Linked DNA regions of Homo sapiens: region 2 is linked to region 1. Evidence: read pairs that join two places in POLR2A ChIA-PET (ENCODE). Cell type or tissue: OCI-LY7. All regions are shown on one strand. Links, peaks and the distances in the headings refer to the core of each region. The heading gives the core; the rest is flanking DNA.

Region 1 (5,372 bases), core at 269-5,268:
TAGAAAGCTTTTACTTGTATAGAACCAAAACCTGCCTTTCTGCAGGTGCTGCCCACTGGTTCTAGATCTGCCTTCCTGAGTAAACTTTCTCCCACAGAACAGTCCATCAGCTATTTGAAGATCATGGATTTTTCTTCCTCTTGTACAGGCTAACCACCTCCATTTACTTAAATGTCCCTCTGTGACATTTTCCCCAGTCTCTCATCAGCCTAGTCACCTTTGATTATATGAATTCCAGTTTTCCAAGGTCCTTTTTTTCTTCTTTTTTTGAGATGGAGTTTTGCTGTTGTTGCCCAGGCTGGAGTGCAGTGGCGTGATCCCGGCTCACTGCAACCTCCGCCTCCCAGGTTCAAGCGATTCTCCTGCCTCAGCCTCCCAAGTAGCTGGGATTACAGGCATGCGCTACCACACCCAGCTAATTTTGTATTTTTAGTAGAGACAGGGTTTCTCCATGTTGGTCAGGCTGATCTCGAACTCCTGACCTCAGGGGATATGCCTGCCTTGGCCTCCCAAAGTGCTGGGATTACAGGCATGAGCCACCGCGCCCGGCCCCAGAGTCCTTTTAAAATCTGCAGTTGAGCGCAGTCTCATAAGTGTGAGTCAACTAGCACTGAATACAGTATGGCTCTTATCTCTTAATCTGGACACTGTACTACAATTACTATATAGTCTACATTTTATCAGCAACATCTTACTGTTAGCTTATAGTTGGAAATTTCTAGAGTAGTGCTTCTTAACTGCGGGCAGCTTTGCCCTCAGGAGATGTTTGGCAATGTCTAGAAACATTTTGTATTGTCATACTGTGGAGGCGATACTGGAATCTAGTGGGTAGAGGTTAAAGACATTGTTAAATGTTTTACAGTGCACAGGACAGCCCCCTACAACAAAGAACTGGCCCAAAATAGTGATAGTGCTGGGATTGAGAAACCCTGCTCTAGATTATTCTCATGTATGCAGCTGTCAGATCTAACAAAAATGAAAATGGAGACCTGCATGTAAGCCTTATTAAGAATATCTCCCGGCTGGACATGGTGGCTCACGCCTGTAATCCCAACACTTTGGGAGGCCAAGGCTGGTGGATCACCTGAGGTCAGGAGTTCGAGACTAGCCTGGCCAACACAATGAAACCCTGTGTCTATTAAAAATACAAAAAATTAGCCGGGCGTGGTGGCAGACGCCTGTAATCCCAGCTACTCTGGAGACTGAGGCAGGGGAATTGCTTGAACCCGGGAGGTGGAGGTTGCAATGAGCCAAGATGGTGCCACTGCACTCCAGCCTGGGCAACAAGAGCAAAACTCCATCTCAAAAAATAAAAAATAAAAATATCTCCCTATGAAATTTTATCTTGTTGGTTTCAGTCCAATATTTGAGCTTGTAGGGGGGTTCATTTCAACTCAACAAACATTTATAAAGCAAAATGCTGTTATGCTCTGTGGATGTTGCAAATGATTGTGGTAGTCGATTTATAGCATAGAAGCAGAAATTGTTTACACCAATAATCATAGCAGCAAACACAGTGTGGTAAATGTGAAGGAGAGGTACAAATATTGCACTGTGAGCACAGGGAAGCTCACCCTTAATTCTGGGATCAGGGAAGTCTTTGTGAAAAAGGTGGCGTTTGAGCTGGTCTTAAAGAATACATACAATTTAGGAAAAAAGCAGGAGAAGGTTTTTCCAAGAGAGAGGAACAGCATGAAACAAGGAATGCAGGTGGGAAACAGGCCATTTTCAGGGAATAGCCAGTTGTCCTGTTACAACAGAGTCAGCACACTTTTTTCTGCTTAGGGCTAAATAGTAAATATTCTGGGCTTTGCAGGCTATAAGGTCTCTGTTGGAGCTACTCCATTCTTCCATTGTAGCACAAAAGCAGCCATAGACAATACATAAAGAATGAACATGGCCAAGTTCTGATAAGACTTTACAAAAACAGGCAGTGGGGTGGATTTGGTTCACTGGCTGTAGTGTGCTGACCCTTAGACTAGAACATAGTAGTAGAAGGAGATAAGGATGGAAAGATAGCAAAGATCCAAACATGGAAGGCAGTGGTAACCTTCTATGGGTTTTGAACTGTACTCTCCTAGAAATGGTGGGAAACCATTGGAGGTGTCTAAGCCAAGGCTAGAGTGGTTAGATAGAGAATGTGGTTAGAGTAGCATTTTAGAAGGATTGGTCTGGCAGCAGAGGTAGCTTGGAGGCAGAGGAAAACTGGAGACTTCTTGCCTAGTTAGGAGACAGTTGTAGTTTATGTTTGGGGTTTCATTTAAATCTGAAGAAAGGATAGTGGCCTTGTTCATGGGAAGAATCAAGGACTTTTGTAGAAGTACGAGAGAACTTCGTACGTGTTATTGGAGTTTGATGAATGAGCCATGAGTTGGGCATGATTCAAAGGTTTTGAATAGGCCAGGCACAGTGGCTCATGCCTGTAATCCCAGCACTTTCGGAGGCAGAGGCAGGTGGATCAGTTGAGGTCTGGAGCTCTAGACCAGCCTGGCCAACATGGTGAAACCCTGTCTCTACTAAAAATACAAAAATTAGCCGGTTGTGGTGGTGCATGCCTGTAGTCCCAGCCACTTGGGAGGCTGAGGCAGGAGAATCACTTGAACCCAGAGGGCGGAGGGTGCAGTGAGCCATGATTGTGCCACTGCATTCCAGCCTGGGCAACAAAATGAGAATCTGGTTGGAAAAAAAAAAAAGGTTTTGAATCATGTTGATTGAAAGGATTCATCCATTTTCCCAAATTTGTTGAGTTTCTGCTGTGTCTTAGCACAGCTTTTTGATGGAGCTCAAATCTAGGTGAAGAGTTAAGCAGTTAAGAGTCCGTTGTGGTAGATATTTTAACAGAGGTGTATTCGAAGTGCTGTGTGCATGCTGAGGAGAAAGTGGCTAACTCTGCTCTCCGCACCCTCCAAATGGTGATCCCATTCATAGGAATCAAGAAAGATGGGAAAAGGAAAAAGTTTTGATGGGGTAATTAAAGAGTTTGGTAGGAGTGTATTGAATGTATAGTCCTTGGAGAAAAGTAACATGAACAAATGGAAAGCTCATTGGAAACGTGTATCTGAGGTCAAAGAAATGGTTTGGAGTTAGAATAGTAGTAGAAAGGGGCCTTCAAACTGTGGGTAGTTTACTTAAGGGAGAAGTAAGAGTTGGCCTGAGAATTTAAGGGTTGGAAAGAGAAAGAGGAACCCAAGAAGATCACAGTAGTCAAAGAGATGGGTCGACTGCAGTGTTGTGGAAGCTGAAGGAAGAGAGTGTCAACAAATGAGAATATTCCTGTGTGACCCTGCAGAGGGATTGAGGAGCCCCGAAGAAGCCTTTAGTTGTGCTGGTTGTGCAGTTGTTCACATATCATGAGAAGACTTGCAGCAGAGCACTGGGGCTGAAGCCAGGTTTTGAGTGATGAAGAAGTGAGTGAGTGATGAGGAAACAGGAGGCAGGAAATGTCAAGTTGGCTTTTTTTTTTTTTTTTAAATAAGTTTGGTAGTTAGAGGAAGAAGAGTGATGAGGCAGTAGTAGCTAGCTCAAGGAGATTGAATCATTTTTGTTTAGCATAGGTAATTTGGACATAGTTTAGGACCTAAACTTTAGGCCATCCTCCATCAGTGATTACTGTGTGAAAGTGTTTCATGAGCGAATGTTCGGGAAACATTAAGTTAAACCAAGACAGAAATTTGTTGATTAGGACTTCTCAGAGCCTTTGATGTGCCAACAGCTAAGAAGGAAGAAAACACAGAATTTTTCAAATGCTTTAAACTTGAGAAACCATTTTTCAGATCTAATTTCCAGGGATCAGTGTTTTGTGGAACACATTTTGGGAAATGCTGATCTAGGCAGAAGAGGAGGAGATGGTACAGAGGGAATGATTATGCAATCAGTGAAAAGCTGTCACTTTTCCACTTTGTACTATTCAAATTGGTTTATTCTATTTGCAAGTCTGGTTTGCCATTCTTGTCTTCAGATCATTGATAATCATATTGAATAGCACAGGGTCAAGGATATTATGAGCACTTTGTTCAGTTTGCTGGGGATTTAGCTCACTCCACTTTCCTCTCACCCACATTTTTCCATGCTATCCATGAGACCTTTGTGGAAGATGCTATATTCTTGAAATCAGTAGGTTTGGGGTTGGGTGGAGATTGAAGGAGAAGTAGCAGTAGCTTTAGTCTTCGAAAATCTTGCTTAATGACCAGACATTCAGGAGGCTTGCCTTCCTGAAGCACTGTCTTAGCTTAGCTTTTGTTTTGGCAGTGATTTTATTTTGGCATTAAAATCCACTTATTTGGCCTGAAGAGGCTGATGTTTATGACTACTCGATAACAGACTTCATGATCCTTTAGCTCTTCCTTACTCCTTTTCCTTTCGTTTTTTTTCAGCTTGGTTTTTGGTTTTTTCTTTTCCCTCCATGCACAGGTGTTACTCTTGAGAAATCAAATCATTTGATAACTAGTTGGTCTTCTTGGCTTCCCAAGCAGCTTATTTTCTGAGTCACATTTTAGCCTGAATTTCCTGTTTACTCCTGGTTTTTTCATTGTTTCATATAGTGTGGAGTTGGCTTACCTATTACTTCATTTTCTTTTCTTCATGCTTGTCTTGCGCAAAAAATAAACCAACCAGAACCTTGCCACAGATAGTCTTTTCCTACCACAAGGCCGCTGGTCATTCTGACTCGAATTTCACGTATCTTATTCTCATACTTGTTATTTCATTACTGTCTCCCTACTGATTTGGTAGCTTTGAGATCTCTCTCTCTCTCTCTCTCTCTTTCTCTCTCCCTTTTTTTTCTCTTTCTCTCTCTCATTCCCTTCCTCCCTCCCTTCCTTCCTTCTTTTCCCTTTCTGTCTTTCTTCTTTCCTTTCTCTCTTGAAACAGGGTCTCACTGTGTCACACAGGTTGGAGTGATTACAGTGGTGGGATCGTAGCTCACTGTAACCTCAAACTCCTGGGCTCAAGCAATCCTCCTGCCTCGACCTCCCAAAGTGCTGGGATTATAGGCATGAGCCATGGCACTTGGCCAGCTTGCAAAATTTCTAATCAAAATATTTTCATTCTGCCTAAAAACAAAAGCTTTTTTTTTTTTTTTTTTTTTTTGGTTGAGACAGGGTTCCATTCTGTAGCCAGGCTGGAGTACAGTGGCACGATCATGGCTCACTGCAGCCTTAACCTCCCAGGCTCAAGCCGTCCTGCCACCTCAGCCTCCACAGTAGCTGGGACCACAGGCATGTGCTACTGTGCCGGCTACTTTTTGGTGGTTGTTTTGGTAGAGAGGGGTCTCACTATGGGCTGGTTCCAAAATCCTGGGCTCACGCAATCCTTCCACCTTGGCCTCCCAAAGTATTGTGATTACCGGCATGAGCCACCATGTCTGGCCCTTT
Region 2 (5,372 bases), core at 153-5,152, 110 kb before region 1:
TTCTCCTGCCTCAGCCTCCCGGTAGCTGGGACTACAGGCGCCCGCCACCACACTTGGCTAATTTTTTGTGTTTTTAGTAGAGACAGGGTTTCACAGTGTTAGCCAGGATGGTCTTGATCTCCTGACCTCATGATCCGCCCGCCTTGGCCTCCCAAAGTGCTGGGATTACAGGCATGAGCCGCCACACCTGGCTAATTTTTTGTATTTTTAGTAGAGACGGGGTTTCACTGTGTGAGCCAGGATGGCCTTGAACTCCCGACCTCAGGTGATCCGCCCACTTCAGCCTCCCAAAGTGCTGGGATTATAGGCGTGAGCCACCATGCCCAGCCTTTGTTTCTGAGACGAGTCTCACTCTGTCACCAGGCTGGAGTGCAGTGGCACGATCTTGGCTCCTGCAACCTCCGTCTCCTGGGCTCAAGCAATTCTCCTGCCTCAGCCTCCCTAGTACCTGGGATTACAGGCATGTGCCACCATGCCCAGCTAATTTTTCTATTTTTAGTAGAGATGGGCTTTCATCATGTTGGCCAGGCTGGTTGAGGTGACGAACTCCTGACCTCAAGTGATCCACCCATGTTGGCCTCCCAAAGTGCTGGGATAACAGGCGTGAGCCACCGCGCCTAATTATTGCATTTTTTTTTTTTTTTTTTTTTTTTTTGAGATGGAGTTTCGCTCATATTGCCCAGGCTGGAGTGCAATGGTGCGATCTCGGCTCACTGCAACCTGTGCCTCCTGGGTTCAAGCGATTCTCCTGCCTCAGCCTCCCGAGTAGCTGGGATTACAAGTATGCGCCACCATGCCTGGCTAATTTTGTACTTTTAGTAGAGACGGGTTTCTCCATGTTGGTCAGGCTGGTCTTGAACTCCTGACCTCAGGTGATCTGCCCACCTCGGCCTCCCAAAGTGCTGCGATTACAGGCGTGATCCACCGTGCCCAGCTAATTATTGCATTTTTAAGAGAAATGAATTAGTCGGCAATACTGATTGTTTCTCCTTTGAGAAGAGCTCTGTGCTGAGTATAAACCAGGGCTTTTAGCCTGGGTCTGTGAACTCCCTTTTATGCAAGATTTTGATTGAATGGTTGTATGGATAGTTTTCTGAATTGATTTTAATGTGTTAAATAATGACTGATATAAAGGAAAATATAGAAGTACCCTCAGTAAGCTTGTGTTAGAGGCTATAGAAACACAGCAGCAAAATACCTCTTGAAGAAAGTGAAGCGGAGTGCATGTCAGGGAATGTGCTGCTGAAGCACATAGAGGACCACCGCCAGGCTTCCTGTTTTCCCAGCAGTAGTAGCTTTCTCTGCCATTAACATTTTCATGGCAGCCTTTTCTTTTCTTCTTTTTTTTTAATTTAATTTAATTAATTAATTTATTTATTTATTTTTTTGAGACAGAGTCTTGCTCTGTCACCCAAGCTGGAGTGCAGTAGCGTGATCTCAGCTCACTGCAACCTCCACCTCCTGGTTCCAAGCGATTCTCCTGCCTCAGCCTCCCGAGTAGCTGGAATTACAAGCGCTCGCCACCACGCCTGGCTAATTTTTTTGTATTTTTAGTAGAGACGGGGTTTTAGCATGTTGGCCAGGCTGGTCTCAAACTCCTGATCTCAGGTGACCTACCTGCCTTGGCTTCCCAAAGTACTGGGATTACAGGCGTTAGCCACCGCGCCCATCCCGGCTTTTTATATTCTTTTCAGTGGATCTATGTCACATTTCACTGTTGGCTGATTAGACAGAAGTAAGGTATTTTACCCCCCCATCCCACCCCCCACTGTTAAATTACAGGCACTTTACTCTCAGTTATGTTTAGCAGGCTGTTCAGCTGTTTGGTCAGCTTGAACCTTGGGCTTCCAACTCTGTTGCCCAGGCTGGAGTGCAGTTGTGCCATCACAGCTCACTGCAATCTCTGCCTCCCAGGCTCAAGTGATCCTCCCACTTCAGATTCCCAAGCTGATGGGACTACAGGCTTGTGCCACCATGCCTGGCTAATTTTTGTATTTTTTGTAAAGATGGTGTGTCACCATGTTGCCCAGGCTGGTCTTAAAGTCCTGTACTCAAGCAATCTGCCTGTCTCAGCCTCCGAAAGTGCTGGGATTGCAGGCGTGATCCCCGCCCAACATGCAACATGCTACAACCTGTCATTTGAAACTGTTTATATTGACAGAGATTATCTCTTCAGTGGGACTGCGCTAAGATTCTTTAACTTATATAATTTCTTGACTTCTTATGACAAAGAAAGCAAGTGCTTTATAAAACTATTCTGAGTTTATTTTCTTTTTTTTTTTTTTTTTGTGCCGATGGGGTTTCCTTATGTTGCCCAGGCTGGTCTCAAACTCCTGGGCTGAAGTGATCCTCCCACCTTGGCCCTACAAAATGCTGGGATTATAGGCATGAGGCACTGCACCCAACTTTATTTTTTTATTTTTTATTTTTTTTTGAGACAGAGTCTTGCTCTGTTGCCCAGGCTGGAATGCAGTGGCTGATCTCGGCTCACTGCAACCTTCGCCTCCTGGGTTCAAGCAATTCTTGTGCCTTAACCTCCCAAGTAGCTGGGACCACAGGTATGCACCACTACGCCCAGCAATTTTTGTATTTTTAGTAGAGACGGGGTTTCACCATGTTGGCCAGGCTGGCCTGGAACTTCTGACCTCAAGTGATGCACCCGCATTGGCCTCCCAAAGTGCTAGGATTATAGGCATGAGCCACCATGCTCATGTTAAGAGAATGACTGATATAAAGGGAAAAATAGAAGTGCCCTCAGTAAGCTTGTGTTTGAGGCTATAGAAACACAGCAGCAAAATACCTCTTGAAGAAAGTGAAGTGGAGTGCATATCAGGGAATGTGCTGCTGAAGCACATAGAGGACCACCGCCAGGCTTCCTGTTTTCCCCGCAGTGGTAGCTTTCTCTGCCATTAACATTTTCATGGCAGCCTTTTTCTTTACTTCTTTTTTTATTTCATTTCATTTAATTTCTTTTTTAATTTTTAAGACAGAGTCTTGCTCTGTCAACCAGGCTGGAGTGCAGTGGCGTGATCTCAGCTCACTGCAATCTCCACCTCCTGGTTCCAAGCGATTTCTCCTGCCTCAGCCTTCCGAGTAGCTGGAATTACAGGCGCTCGCCACCACGCCTGGCTAATTTTTTTGTATTTTTAGTAGAGACAGGGTTTTAGCATGTTGGCCAGGCTGGTCTCAAATTCCTGATCTCAGGTGACTTGCCTGCCTTGGCTTCCCAAAGTGCTGGGATTACAACACGTGTGTCTTAAAACAGTCTTTCCTCTTTCCACAACGCCTTACTGCCTTCTTTGAAATCACACTTATCACGTAATTTTTTAAGGGTTAGTCATTAAGAGTCTTTCTAGAAAGAAATCGTGTTCTCTTAGCCATACAGAGTTTGTTTTTGTTCTTGTTTTTTATTTGAGACGGAGTCTCGCACTGTCGCCAGGCTGGAGTGCAGTGGCGCAATCTCTGCTCACTGCAACCTCCACCTCCCGGGTTAAAGCGATTCTTCTGTCTCAGCCTCCCAAGTAGCTGGGACTACAGGCGTGCGCCACCACACCCAGCTAATTTTTGTATTTTTAGTAGGGATGGGGTTTCACCATGCTGGCCAAGATGGTCTTGATCTCTGACCTCATGATCTGCCCGCCTTGGCCTCCCAAAGTGCTGGGATTACAGGCATGAGCCACCATGCTTGGCTCTAATTTTTTTTTTTTTTTTTTTTTTTAAGAATATCATTGGCAGGGCCAGGCGCAATGGCTCACGCCTGTAATCCCAGCACTTTGGGAGGCTGAGGCGGGCAGATAACAAGGTCAGGAGATCGAGACCATCCTAGCTCACACAGTGAAACCCCGTCTCTACTAAAAATACAAAAAATTAGTCGGACGTTGTGGCGGGCGCCTGTAGTCCCAGCTACTTGGGAGGCTGAGGCAGGAGAATGGCGTGAACCCAGGAGGCGGAGCTTGCAGTGAGCCGAGATCCTGCCACTTTACTCCAACCTGGGCGACAGAGTGAGACTCTGTCTCAAAAAAAAAAAAGAATTATCATTGGCAGTTTCATGATTCTTCAATTGTATTACTTTCAGAATTTATCTACTTAGCTGTCTAGGTTAGTCAGTTTCTCCCTATGAATGTTGTTATTGCCACTGTTTTTGATTAGTTGTATTATTTCTACCCATCATGGCTTCCCTTGAACTTTTTAGGTTCACCACATAGCATTTGTAGTTTTATTTCTACCTCAATTTCTACTGCACCCGAACCCAGCCCCTGTCTTCTCTCTCTTTTTCTGAGACAGGGTCTTGCTCTTTGCCCAGGCTGGAGTGCAGTGGTACAATCTTGGATCACTGCAGCCTCTACCTCTTGGGCTCAAGTGATTCTCATGTCACCATTCCTGGCCTGGATTAACTTGTTTAGATCATTCTTTTGAAATTTTTATTTTCTCTCTTGGAGATTTTAGCCTGCAGCAAGAGATTCTGAACTGTCATTTAAGTTGCAGTGATTTTTTTTTTTTTTTGAGACGGAGTCTCGCTCTGTTGCTCAGGCTAGAGTGCAGTGGCGCGATCTCCACTCATTGCAACCTCCACCTCCTGTGTTCAAGCGATTCTCCTGTCTCAGCCTCCCGAGTGGCTGGGACTACAGGTGCACGCCAGCATGCCCAGCTAATTTTTTGTGTGTTTTAGTAGAGGTGGGGTTTCACTTTGTTGCCCGGGCTGGTCTCCACCTCCTGAGCTCAGGCAATCCACCCACCTCAGCTTCCCAAAGTGCTAGGATTACAGGCGTGAGCCACCGCACCCGGCCGCAGTGATTTTTTTTTTTTTTTTAACTTAGAGGGTTTTACTTATAAATTTATTATGTTAGTTATTCCATTGGTTTAGATTTATGATTTTTTTTTAACTGTACAAAAGCTAAGAAAGAGCCCTCTGAAATTGCCACCGGAAATCGCCATTTAGGTGATTGGTCGCACTTTATTAATATTCTTTTTTTTTTTTTTTTTTTTTGAGATGGAGTTTCGCTCTTGTTGCCCAGACTGGAGTGCAATAGCACGATCTCGGCCCACTGCAACCTCCACCTCCCGGGTTCAAGCGATTCTCCTGCCTCAGCCTCCCAAGTAGCAGGGATTACAGGCATGCACCACCATGCCCAGTTAATTTTGCATTTTTATTAGAGATGGGGTTTCTCCATGTTGGTCAGGTTGGTCTCGAACTCCCAACCTCAGGTGATCTGCCCACCTTAGCCTCCCAAAGTGTTGGGATTACAGGCGTGAGCCACCGCGCCCAGCCTTTTTTTTTTTTTTTTTTTTTTTTTTTTTTTTTTTTGACAGTCTCGCTCTGTCACCCAGGCTGAATTCTTGGTTAGATTCTTGAAGGGCTTTGGCAAAGAACA

What was found. ChIA-PET counts read pairs that join two places held together with the same protein. Peaks named below come from ENCODE experiments on the same cell type or tissue, not always from the same donor. Only the 100,000 strongest peaks of a DNase experiment are listed, where the experiment ranks them.
Region 2: POLR2A ChIA-PET joins it to region 1 with 5 read pairs; 6 of 35 experiments call an interaction of 5 or more read pairs at or near these places.

What each region holds. Positions count from the first base shown.
Region 1 is chr1:37,849,957-37,855,328 of GRCh38, reverse strand. All of the region lies in intron 2 of MTF1 (metal regulatory transcription factor 1), which reads left to right. Among named protein-coding and RNA genes, the nearest start is that of MTF1, 6.9 kb to the left of the region's middle. In OCI-LY7, for the core only: no CTCF peak of the experiment used is centred there; no DNase peak of the experiment used is centred there; H3K27ac peaks cover 854 bases.
Region 2 is chr1:37,962,219-37,967,590 of GRCh38, reverse strand. All of the region lies in intron 15 of SF3A3 (splicing factor 3a subunit 3), which reads left to right. Among named protein-coding and RNA genes, the nearest start is that of INPP5B, 18 kb to the right of the region's middle. In OCI-LY7, for the core only: no CTCF peak of the experiment used is centred there; no DNase peak of the experiment used is centred there.